Regions from separate parts of the Homo sapiens genome. Here region 2 is linked to region 1. The links are chromatin contacts, found by Hi-C or POLR2A ChIA-PET in ENCODE. All regions are on one chromosome and are shown on one strand. Each heading gives the region's core, a stretch centred on a gene start or an enhancer-like site at or near the end of the contact. The rest is flanking DNA. Distances are from core to core; before and after follow the strand shown. Region 1 holds the start of DANT2 (DXZ4 associated non-coding transcript 2, distal). Region 2 has its middle 41 kb from the start of DANT2.

What was found. Hi-C counts contacts between places; a loop is a spot of excess contacts on that map. ChIA-PET counts read pairs that join two places held with the same protein, here RNA polymerase II (POLR2A). Pooled maps may share reads with other maps.
Region 2: a loop to region 1 is called in a map with no recorded cell type, with 11 times the contacts of the local background. The contact joins the enhancer-like site here to the promoter of DANT2 in region 1. A Hi-C loop is called at or near these places in 21 of 37 single-sample maps with no recorded cell type and 4 of 50 pooled maps. POLR2A ChIA-PET finds 5 or more read pairs at or near these places in 2 of 52 experiments (GM12878 and Panc1).

What each region holds. Positions count from the first base shown.
Region 1 is chrX:115,963,981-115,970,422 of GRCh38, forward strand. DANT2 (DXZ4 associated non-coding transcript 2, distal) reads right to left here and starts at 5,131. Exons shown (of 2, transcript NR_132337.1): 1 at 4,981-5,131. RefSeq lists enhancers at 2,643-3,220, 3,221-3,797.
Region 2 is chrX:116,006,785-116,012,929 of GRCh38, forward strand. No RefSeq gene overlaps it. Among named protein-coding and RNA genes, the nearest start is that of DANT2, 41 kb to the left of the region's middle. RefSeq lists an enhancer at 3,451-3,540. Within about 2 kb of position 3,192, at least 6 of the 41 ENCODE cell types and tissues checked have a DNase peak (open chromatin) inside an H3K27ac peak, as active enhancers do.

The sequences.
Region 1 (6,442 bases), core at 3,881-6,380:
AAGGCTACTATGAATGCCTTTATGCATATAAACTAGAAAACCTAGAAGAAATCGATATATTCCTGTAAAAATACAACTCTCTTAGCTTAAATCAGAAAGAATGAGATACCCTGAACAGACCAATAACAAGCAGCGAGATTGAAATGGTAATTTAAAAATTACCAACAAAAAAAGTCCAGGATCAGATAGAGTCACAGCAGAATTCTACCAGATATTCAAAGAAGAATTGGTACCAATTCTTTTGACACTATTCCACAAGATAAAGAAGGAACCCTCCCTAATTCATTCTATGAAGCCAGCATCACCCTAATACCAAAACTAGGAAAGGACACAACCAAAAAAGAAAACTACAGACAGATATCCTTGATGAACACAGATGCTAAAGTCCTTAGCAAAATACTAGCTAACTGAATCCTACAACATATCAAAAACATAATCCAGCTGGATCAAGTGGGTTTCATACCAGGGATGCAGGGATGGTGTAATATATGTAAGTCAATAAATGTGATACACCACATAAACAGAATTAAAAACAAAAATCACATGGTCATCTAAATAAATGCAGAAAAACCATTTGACAAAATCCAGCATCCTTTATGATTAAAACCCCCAGCAAAATCAACATACAAGGGACACACCTTAATGTAATAAAAACCATTTGTGACAAACCCACAGCCAACATAATACTGAATGGGGAAAAGTTGAAAGCATTCCCTCTGAGAACTGGAACAAGACAAGGATGGCCACTCACCACTCCTTTTCAACATAGTACTGGAAGTCCTAGCCAGAGCAATCAGACAAGAGAAAGAAATGAAGGACATCCAAAATGGTAAAGAGGAAGTCAAACTGTTACTGTTTGCTGATGATATGATTGTTTACCTTGAAAACCCTAAGGACTCCTCTAGGAAGCACCTAGAACTGATAAAAGAATTCAGCAAAGTTTCCGGATACAAGATTAATGTACAGAAATCAGTAGCTCTTCCATACAACAACAGTGACCAAACAGATAAACAAATCAAGAACTTAACTCTTTTTACAATAGCTGCGGGGAAAAAAAACAACAACAAAACAAAAACAAAAAAAAAAACAACACTTAGGAATATACCTAACAAAGGAGTCGAAAGACTTCTACAAGAAAACTACAAAACACTGCTTAAACAAATCATAGATGACACAAACAAATGGAAACACATCCCATGCTCATTGATGAGTAGAATCAATATTTTGAAAACGACCATACTGCCAAAAGCAATCTATAAATTCAATGCAATCTCCACCAGAACACTACCATAATTCTTCACAGAGTTAGAAAAATCAATCCTAAAATTCATATGGAATCAAAAAAGATCCCACATAGCCAAAGCAAGACTAAGCAAAAATAACAAATCTGGAGGCATCACACTACCTGATTTCAAACTATACTATAAGAACAGTCACCAAAACAGCGTGATACTGGTATAAAAATAGGCACATAGACCAATGGAACAGAATAGAGAACCCAGAAATAAACCCAAATACTTACAGCCAACTGATCTTCGACAAAGCAAACAAAAACAAAGTGGGGAAAGGACACACTTTTCAACAAATGGTGCTGGGATAATTGGCTAGCCACATGTAGAGGAAAGAAACTGGATCCTCATATCTCACCTTACACAAAAATCAACTTAAGATGGATTAAGAACTTGAACCTAAGACCAAAACTATAAAAATTCTAGAAGATAACATTGGAAAATCCCTTCTAGACATTGGCTTAAGCAAGGATTTCATGACCAAGAACCCAAAAGCAAATGTAATAAAAACAAAGATAAATAGCTGGGACCTAATTAAACTAAAGAGCTTTTGCATGGCAAAAGGAACAGTCAGCAGAGTATACACAAAACCCACAGAGTGGGAGAAAATCTTCACAATCTATACATCTGACAAAGGACTAATATCCAGAATCTACAATGAACTCAAATCAGTAAGAAAAAAACAATCCCATTAAAAAGTCGGCTAAGGACATGAATTGATAATTCTTAAAAGATATACAAATGGCCAATAAACATATGAAAAAATGCTCAACATCACTAATGCTCAGGGAAATGCAAATCAAAACCACAATGCAATACCATCTTACTCCTTCAAGAATGGCCATAATAAAAAAATAAAAAAACAGTAGATGTTGACATGGATGCAGTGAACAGGGAACATTTCTACACTGCTGGTGGGAATGTAAACTAGTACAGCCACTACGGAAAACAGTGTGGAGATTTCTTAAAGAACTAAAAGTAGAATTACCATTTGATCCAGCCATCCCACTACTGGGTATCTACCCAGAGGAAAAGAAGTCATTATTCAAAAATGATACTTGCACACACATGTTTATAGCAGCACAGTTCACAATTGCAAATTCGTGGAACCAACCCAAATGCCCATCAATCAACAAGTGGATAAAGAAACTGTGTTATATTTGATGGAATACTATGCAGCCATAAGAAGGAATTAATTAATAGCATTTGCAGTGACCTGGATGAGATTGGAGACTATTATTCCAAATGATGTAACTCAGAAATGGAAAACCAAACATCATGTTTTCACTGATATGAGGACACAAAGGCATAAGAATGATACAGTGGACTTTGGGGACTTGTGCAGAAGAGTGGGAGGGAGGCGAGGAATAAAAGACTACAAATATGGTGCAGTGGTATACTGCTTGGGTGATGGGTGTACCAAAAATCTCACAAATCACCACTAAAGAACTTACTATGTAACCAAATACTACCTGTGACCCCAATAACTTATGGAAAAAATTTCAAAAAATTTCAGTTGCCAATAAATAAACACTTAAAAAAATTGAAATCAATGAAAATGGAGACACAAAATAACCAACCTGCAGGGATACCTCCCAAACACTTTTGATTGAATGTGCCTATCATCCTGGTGGCCAAGAAGAAATCCCTGCACACTCTGCCTAGTGCTGAGCTGCATAAATCAGGAATCCAGGCACACAGAGTCATGGCTCAGAAAGGGCCAAAGACTGCCTGCGTGAGGTTTTCCAGATGCTGATGTGTTATGCAGCTGAACTGCCACAGTTCCTACATCTCCCATGAGCCTAGAAAATGGCAGACTCGAGCTCTTGCAAGGACCCCACTAGACAGCCTGGTGTCTGCCTTCACAGTCAGCGACCACGACCTGGCAGCTCTGGCTCTAGCATTGTGTTCCGTGTGTGTGTGTGTGTGTGTGTGTGCGCGCGCGCGGTGTGTGTGTGTCTGTCTGCCTGTCTCTGGCTCTAGAATTGTGTTCCGTCTGTGTGTCTGGCTCTAGCACTGTGTTTCTACTGTGTGTGTGTGTGTGTGTCTGGCTCTAGCATTGTGTTTCTACTGTGTTTGTGTGTGTGTGGCTCTAGCACGGTGATTCTACTGTGTGTGTGTGTGTGTGTGCGCGCGCGCGCACACACACACACACACATGCCTCACTGAATGCCAAGGGTCCCCTGAGCATCCTTTCCTGTAGAGCCAGGTCTCAGAATGTGTAACAGTGCCTGTTCAATTCCCCTTACCCCAACAGAAATAGACTTTAAGAGTCCACAGAAAAAGACATACAAGGATCTTAAAATATACAAAAATATCTTTTAGCGACTCATAAGAAGGGAAATCAAAACAAAAACTACACTGTTGTATAATTTTTCACATATTATCAATTTCCAACCATGACCTGTCCCCCTCTGAGGAACCTGTACTACCTACTATTTCCTGACCCATCTTGGTTCTGGCTCCTCTCAAGTGTTCTCAAGTAATCACACTATTTTCTTGCTAGAATTTGTCCTACACATGCAGATAGCCAAATGCCATCTCACAAGGAATGTAAAACCACATGTTCTGGTGCAATTGCTTTGTTTTCTTTACCGTTAAAATGGTTATAATCCCACTTAAAACACAGTGCAATTCACTATGCGAAATGACCTCTCATGCAATCAAATCTCCATAGAACTTTGGTCAGTTTTTCTAATTTTGGAAATAAGGCCAAACTTTTGCCTTAGTATCAATAACAAGAAACACAAAGCACAACAAGAGCGAACACACAAACACTCTTAACATCTTCATCTAGAAATAACCAGTATAACTGTGACAATTGTGTCTTCTTTCCTTTTGGACTTTTTTTGTCTACATATAATTTGTTGAGCTTATATTTTGTATTATTACCACTATCTTTTGTAATTTTTGATACTTATTTAAGAAGCTTCATTCTTTCTTTTTCTTAATAATCATGGCCGTTTCAGATCCTCCCATTTCACAGAACTGAAAAAAGATGAAAATGTGAGCGAGCCCCTGAAAATCTGGGGGGGGGGGTCTCTTTCCATGTCTTTAAATGCGTACGTAGAAAGGGAGCTGTATTGCTTTTAGGCCAAAATTTCATCCGAGGAAATGTACCCTCTTTAGGGGTACATTCAAGGGAGCCCAGCACTTGTGAGCACGCACGGCGGCCATGAGGTTTAACCACCACTCAGTCCAAACCCACAGAGCACGCGCACCCTCCTCCAGCCACGTAGGTGGGGAGAACTCGAGTGGGTGAAGGAATCCGTGTGCGCACCCTTCTCCTCCTGTTCGCCCCGCCCTTTGGCCACACAGAAACGCTTCCAGGCCAACCGACGAGGAAGGCTAGAGGGACTCTGCTAGGAGGCTCTCCCTACACTTGCCAGAACTGAAAACGTAGGCAGGGGTTAAAAACTCAGTGCTCCAAAAACGCAAGACCCCGACCCGCCCACATGGCCCCGACTCGGCCCTCGGGGACTCCCAGATAACTGCCTGACGCCCGAGCCGGTGGTGCGGCAGCCACCATTGCGCAAGTTCGAGCGCCCGGCTCTGGCTGCTCACATGATGGAGGATGGGGAAGGTCCTCTGCACCAGAAAGGCCGCCTATGGCACAGAACCCCTGCCCTACTTCCCCCAGCGTCAGGGAAAGGAAAGGCAAAGAAAGGAAAGACGAAGGAAGGAGACCTACCTAGCTGAGGCTGCGCGCCAGCGGGAAAGGTCCGACTACCTCTGATCTGCGTTCTGGGGACGGCTGGACCCCAATGCGCCCCCTGCGGCAACGCGACTCCCGCGTTGCCACAGGGTAGGCTGCCATCCCTCCCTCCATCTTCTGTGTCTCCTGTTCCCCAGAGGGGGTGGAAGCTGAAGGTCAGAGGAAGGGGAGGTGTTGGGAATCCGGGTTGTGTGGTGTCGGCTCCGCCCAGGGGAGGAGTGGGACATCTTAAGCCAGTCGTAGGTGCTTAAAGGGCCGGGAGAGGTGGGCTACGGAAAGTCAGGTGGGAAATCTTTCATCTTGGCCAGTTGCTCGGTAGAATCTATTTCTTTCCCTTAGAATAAGGTACTTGTTGCTAGGGGGCAAACGATGATTGAGTCAGAACAATACAATGGAATATCTATAGTTCAATATTCGCAAAACATTTAGACGTAAAAGAAATTTAAATATGCATATTTTCAACCGATAAGTTTGTATCATTACATTGACTGAGGTTACTAAAAGCCTCAATTGCTCCCTCCCCAGGTGAGAGGTAATGAGTAAGAGAAAAGGTCTGGGAGTATCTGGCCAGCAGGTAGTCTTGGGGTAGGGGCATGGGGCTGAGAGTGTGGGGTCAGTTGGTGGGGAGTGAAATGTGTGGTTCCCAAGACCAGACACTGCCGGTGCCCTATCACTCCCTGATTTTTGTCTGGAACTGTTAGGGGCCCAGTGCTGCTTCTGCGGCCATTCCAGGGGATGCTGCTGTTTGGCGCACACGCTGCCTAGGTGGGTGATGAAATGCTACGTCCGAAAGAGTGACAGCGACTCGAAGGTTTCCCCTGTCTGACCAGTGCCCTGATATCTTCTTTCTTTTGAAAAAAAAAAAAAAAGGAACACTTTTGTCTTGCAAAATAATATTCGCAGAATGAAGACACCTGTAGTGCATAAAGAAAAACGAAGATAACCCGTGATGACACCACTCAGAGGACTGTTAAATTGGGGCGTACATCCTTCTAGCACCTGATTTCTTAAGTTGGAGGGAGAGATGCAAATAAAGATCCTTTTAAAATAATAGTCTGGTGAGCTCCCAAGACCCATGGGAAGCATGCACGCTATTCAGTTGCCAACCTATTGATTGCGAAGATATTTTTGTGGACCCATTTAATTTTCTATTCATAATATAGTATTTGATGGACTTTTACTATTATTTTTTGTTTCACAAACCCAATGTTTTAGGACCTGATGGACTTTTACAAAAATTTTTCTGAAGAAAAATTTTAAGGAATGTTTTCCCTACAAATAAGTGTTTCAAGTGAGAACCAAAGTCACCGCTGCCCAGGTCCACTCCCCAGTACACCCACCTTAAAAGAAACACTTTAAAAAGAAATCCAAGGCCTCTACACCAACCTGAGGAGGGTACAACTGCACTTTTACCGCCTCCAACTCCTTAGAATTTTCT
Region 2 (6,145 bases), core at 1,942-4,441, 41 kb after region 1:
AGTTGAAAATATCATAAGTCAAAAACACATTTAATACTTCTAACCTACCAAATATCATAGCTTAGCTTAGCCTACTTGAAATGTGCTCAGAACACTTAGATTAGCCTACAGTTGGGCAAAATCATCTAACATAAAGCCTATTTTCTAATGAAGTGTTGAGTATCTCATGTAATGTATTGAATATTGTACTGGAAGTGAAAAACAGAATGGTTGTATGGGTACTCAAAGTATGGTTTCAACTGCATGTGTATCACTTTGGCACCATTGTAAAGTTGAAAAATCCTAAGTTGAACCATTGTAAGTCGAGGACTGTCTGTAGTTGAAGTTTTATGTAAGTGCATGGGATCACAAGGAAGAGTGTATAATATGAGAAGAGCATAGAGCTGAGTTTGGAGTCCTGGGTAATAATAACATTTAGTTGGTAGGCAAAAGCAATGTTTTGAAAAGCAGCTTAAAAGCAATGTTTTCAAAAGTGGCTTAAAAGACACAGCCATAGCCAGGTGTTGTGGCATGTGCTTGTAATCCCAGCTGCATAGGAGGCTGAGGTGGGAGGATTGCTTGAGTCCAGGCATTCAAGACCAGCCTGAGAAACATGCTGAGACCCTTGTGTCAAAAAAAGACACAGCCATAAGGATAGGATATAAATCAGGGTGGCTAGGGAAGAGAGTTTGGAGGCGTAGGAAACATTTAACATTGGGCAAATGTTACAGCTATCAAATAAGATAAGGGTAAACAATGCTTGCTAAATTTAGAAATGTGGAGGTCATAACCTTATAAAAAGTTTCAATAAAGAGGTAATGATATAAGTTACTAATCAATAGATAGAGGAGTCACTGGAATGCAGGGAAGTGGACAGGGGGAGTGTAGACTGCTCTTCAAGAAATTTGTCAGTGAGAGTGGCAGTAAATAAGATTGTAGCCAGTACCTGAGGTTGAGGGAAGATTGATTTTCTATGGAAGAGACTTGAGCATGTTCATATTTTGAGAGGACAGAGTAAGTAAGCACAGAAAAATATTGGAGATATAAGAGATGGGATACGGGTAATGAAACAAATTCAAGGCTCAGGGTTAGGAGGATGGGCTGGGCAATATCAAGTGTGCTTAGGTGGGAAGACTTAGTCTTGTATGGAGGAGGGACATTTGTCCCACCAAAAGATTAAGCAAGAACGCATGGAAATTTAAGTAAGTTTGTTAGTGGTGAAGGAGCAAGCTGAGGAACTTCTCTCATCTGATGGCCTTGATGTTTTTCATAGATTAGAAAGGAACGTTGCCTCTGAAAGTGAGGCAAGAAAAGGTGCATTATATTGTTTGAAGAAAGTGATAATTCTTTGAAGTAACCACTGGAGGAATAGGAGAGGGTGATATTTATGGACGTCAGGCTCAGTGAAACTAGAGTTGATGAATTTGTAGTGTAATCTTCACCAGCAGTGTCCATCACCCTGGAGAAGCTGAATGATTGGATTGATCCAGGGATGAGGTTTGGTGAGCAGGTGTGAAGGAAGGACAAAGGAACAAAATAAATAAAAATCATTTCAAGGGAGAAAGCACATAATGAGCCATAAGAACAAAGTAGACCCCGAAAAGCACTGATAAATTCAGAAAGTATGGAAAAGGAAAAGAGACTAAACACTGTGTTGAGAAGTAATAGTAGATTTATTGTCAATAAAGGTAGAGACAGCTGTATTAATATGAAAAAACAAAACAAAAACATAAAACTAGGATAGTGGAATTTACAATTTTGAAGACAGAACATTTTTGTTGCTGAAGAGTGGGTTGCCAAAATGGTGGTGAGACATTATTGAAGCTGAGCATATCCAGCAACTGTGAGGCCAAGGAGTTAAAGTCATTCTGGTTAATGACAGAATTGATGTAGAAAAACAGTGAACCTCCTTATTAATGTCCTTATTAATGTAGAGGAGCAGGAAGTAACAGTAACAATGTACTGTTTGGGTAACAGTAACAAGGAGGAATAGAGCAGGGGTTCACAAATGCAAATCCTACAGAGGCCTACAGGTGAGGGAAAGAAGCCAAATTTAAGAGAAGATACCCCACCTAAAGGAGGCAACCACCACTAAGCTTCAGAAGACAGTTACTATTTGGAAAGATGAGCCTAAAATTGCTAGAAATCTACATTTTGAAGATAAATGGCAAATGCCTTTTAAAAATGTGAAATTTTTCATTGTGAAATATTGGTAATTAATTTTAAAAAATACTGTGATGACCAAACAAAGCATCTCTTAAGTGTGAATGCAGTTCATGAGGTGCCAGTTTGCAACCTCTAGGATAAAAAGTAGTATGCCCAAATGGCCTGAGACACAAAGCAGGAAAGACTTATACAATGGTATCTTCACTCTTTCTTCTCTAGGCTATGGCAGACATCACTAATTTGATCAGATATGCAGAGCTTCCAGAGGCAAGTAAAAATCAGTTGTATTTGGCACACAAGGTGAAACCTTATTTGCCATAATGTTTCTATAATTTTCAAGAAAGTTTCTGAATCTTTGAACTTTCGTTGGTCTTTGAAAAAGAACAGGCATGCTGTAATGTTTCAATTCAGTTTTGCCCTCGCAGGATTTTCAGGTGGGCTTTCTTGTTGAATGTGTGCTTTGTATGTTTTCAGAAACCTCTTCACACCAGTAACTGTGTCTTAAAAATTTCCAGTAATGTGCTCAGAGGTCCTGAGTGGGAACTAGTTTAATGTTGAAGGTGAACAAACAAAACCTTTCATCTGTTCCCAGGTATGTCTGGCTTCTGGCAGCTTTGCCATTAATAGTTGAGAGCCTGTTTGCTGCCTGGAACACTGAAGGGTTGTTAAACAGCTCTCTGCCTTTTAAAAAGAGTGGGAGATGATTGGGAGGCTTCTAGACTGAGGCAAAAATTGAAAATATCATGCATGTTTAGCTATATGGTTTATTAACTCATTTGCTGAAGTGTGTACTTGATTTCTGTTAAATCTTTTTATGCTTAGGCATTTTTGCTATTGAGAGACTTTTCTTTTGGGTATTTAAATACTCAAATAACTCATTCATATTCAAATACCTCCTTTAACACATTTCTCATTTCCTTTAGAAGCAAAACATACTCTCTTTGCAGGAACTGTTTTCAGCCCCGCCCCGACCTCTCAAAACTCTGCACTTAGCCAGCTGTTTCCATGGCCAATGCTGTAAGCCCCCAGGCCCGATTCACGTGGCAGGAGGGGAAGAACAGCTGAAGCTGGAGCAGCGAGCTGCCTTAGCTGCCAAAGTCCACTTGATTCTGACGCAATGCAACTGCATTCTCCGTTTTTAATTTGTTCCTGTTCTGCTTTTGGTTTTCAGTCTCTACCACTATCCCCTCACTCTCCAGCGTCTACCCACCCTTTCCTCTTTTAGGTTTCTGAAAAACAGACCATTTGGTTGACCCTGCAAGGCTTCCAATTTGCCTATTTTGTCATGATGCCCTGTTTCTCCCCATCATGCTCACACTTGCTTCTAAAATGCCTCTGGCTCTTCTGGTGAGCTGCTGTCTACCTATTCCTGTCTCTGGCTCTGGGTCCTGTTGTCTGTCTCCAGCTGCCTGCCTAACACAAACTGCCTTACTGCCTGTGGTGTGTCATGGATCTGCTGATTTTCTGTGGCACCTGAAACAATAGAAGCTGAAAAATCCATGACTTCTGTTTAACTGTGCTTCTTCACAGTTTTCCTTATTAGACATTATGTGGTCAAAACTCTGAAACTAAACTCTTTAACTGAAGTACAGGTGTCAGCCCTCTGAGCTGAAGCTCAGCCATTATAACTTCTGTGACCTGCACATACACATCCAGGTGGCCTGCAGGGGCCAAGAAGTCTGGAGCAGCCAAAAAACCACAAAGAAGTAAATCAGTCAGTTCCTGCCTTAACTGATTAACCAAAATTACATTTTACCATTGTGACTTGTCCCTGCCCTACCTTAGCTGATCAATCAACTTTGCAACATTCTTCTTTTGGACAATGAGTCTTATGATCTCCCCACCATGTACCTTGTGACCCCCTCCTCTGCTAACAATAGATAACCACCTTTTACTGTAATTTTCCATTACCTACCCAACTCCTGTAAAGCAACCCCTTCCCCATCTCCCTTCACTGACTCTCTTTTCGGACTCAGCCCACTTGCACCCAAGTGAATAAACAGTGTTATTGCCCACACAAAGCCTGTCTGTTGGTCTCTTCACATAGATGTGCTTGACATTTGGTGCCATGACTCAGATCGGGGGACCTCCCTTGGGAGATCAATCCCCTGTCCTCCTGCTACATTTGGTGCCGTGACTTGGATCAGGGGACCTCCCTCGGGAGATCAATCCCCTGTCTTCCTGCTCTTTGCTCTGTGAGAAAATCCACCTATGACGTCAGGTTCTCAGACCAGCCCAAGAAACACCTCACCAATTTTAAATTGGGTAAGCAGTCTTTTTTTATTCTGTTCTCCAACCTCTCTCACTATCTCTCAACCTCTTTCTTCTTTCAATTTCAGCACCACCCTTCAATCCCTCCATTCCTTTCATTTCCTTTTCCTTTCTGGTAGAGATAGCAGAAACGTGTTTTTTCCATGGATCCAAAATGCTGGTGGCACTGGTCATGGACTCAGGAAGACAGTCTTCCCTTGGTGTCTAATCACCGCGGGGACACCTGCCTGATTATTCACCCGCATTCCAGAGGTGTTCGATCACCATGGGGACACCTGCCTTGATCCTCCACCTTGGTGGCAAGTACTACCCCCCCCTTTTTACTCCTCTTTTCTCTAAATTTCCCTTTTTTTTACTATGGGCAACCTTCTGCCCTCCATTCCTCCTTCTTCCCCCTTAACCTGTGTTCTTAAAAACTTAAAACCTCTTCAACCCTCACCTGACCTAAAACCTAGCATCTTATTTTCTTCTGCAACACCGCTTGGCTCCAATACAAACTTGATAATGGCTGTAAATGGCCAGAAAATGGCACTGTTGATTTTTCCATCCTACAATATCTAGATAATTTTTTTCATAAAATGGGCAAATGGTCTGAGGTGCCCTATGTCCAGGCATGTTTTACACTTTGTCCCCTCCCTAATTTCTGTTCCCAATGCAACTCATCCCAAATCTTCCTTCTTTCCCTCCTGCCTGTCCCTTCAGTCCCAACCCCAAGTGCCACTGAGTCTTTTGAATTCTCCTTTTTTTGCGGACCCCCCTGACCTCTCTCCCCTTCCTCAGGCCACTCCTTGGCAGGCTGAATCAAGTCCCAATTCTTCCTCAGCCTCCACTTCTCCACCTTATAACCCTTCTGTCACCTCCCCTCCCCACACCCAGTCTGGCTTACAATTTCATTCTGTGGCAAATACTCCCCCGCCTGCCCCAAAATTTCCTCTTTGAGAGGTGGCTGGGGCTGAAGGCATTGTCAGAGTGCGTGTACCATTTTCTCTATCAGACCTTTCCCAAGTTAATCAATGCTTAGGCTCCTTCTCATCAGACACCACAAAATATATACAGGAATTCCAATATTTAACTCAGTCCTACAATTTAACCTGGAGTGACTTAAATGTGATACTAACTTCTACCCTCTCCCCAGATGAATGAGAAAGAGTTTTTTCTCTAGCCCAGTCCCACGCTGACACCTGCCGACATCATGAGCCGGACCTTCAAGAAGGCATCAGGGCAGTTCCCCAAGAGGATCCCCGATGGGAGTATCAGGCAGGTTCCCCAGGTATAGCTAGATGAGATTACATGATTTCCTGCCTAGTTGAAGGGCTTAAAAGGGCAGCATACAAAGCTGTTAATTATGACAAAATTAAAGAAACTACCCAAGGTAAAGATGAAAACCCAGCCCAGTTCATGGCTCGTTTGGCAGCAACCTTGAGATGCTTTACAGCCTTAGACCCTGAAGGGCCTGAAGGCCATCTTATTCTCGATATGCATTTTATCACCCAGTCAGCTTCTGACATTAGAAAAAAGCTTCAAAAATTGGAATCCACCCCACAACAGGAATTAACCAGCCTCGCCTTCAAGGCGTACAGTAATAGAGACGAAGCAGCCAAGTGGCAACACATTTCTGAGTTACAATTACTTGCCTCTGCTGTGAGACACAACCCAGCTGCACCTCCAGCACACAAGAACTTCAAAACACCTAAGCCACAGTGGTCAGGCATTCCTATAGGACCTCATC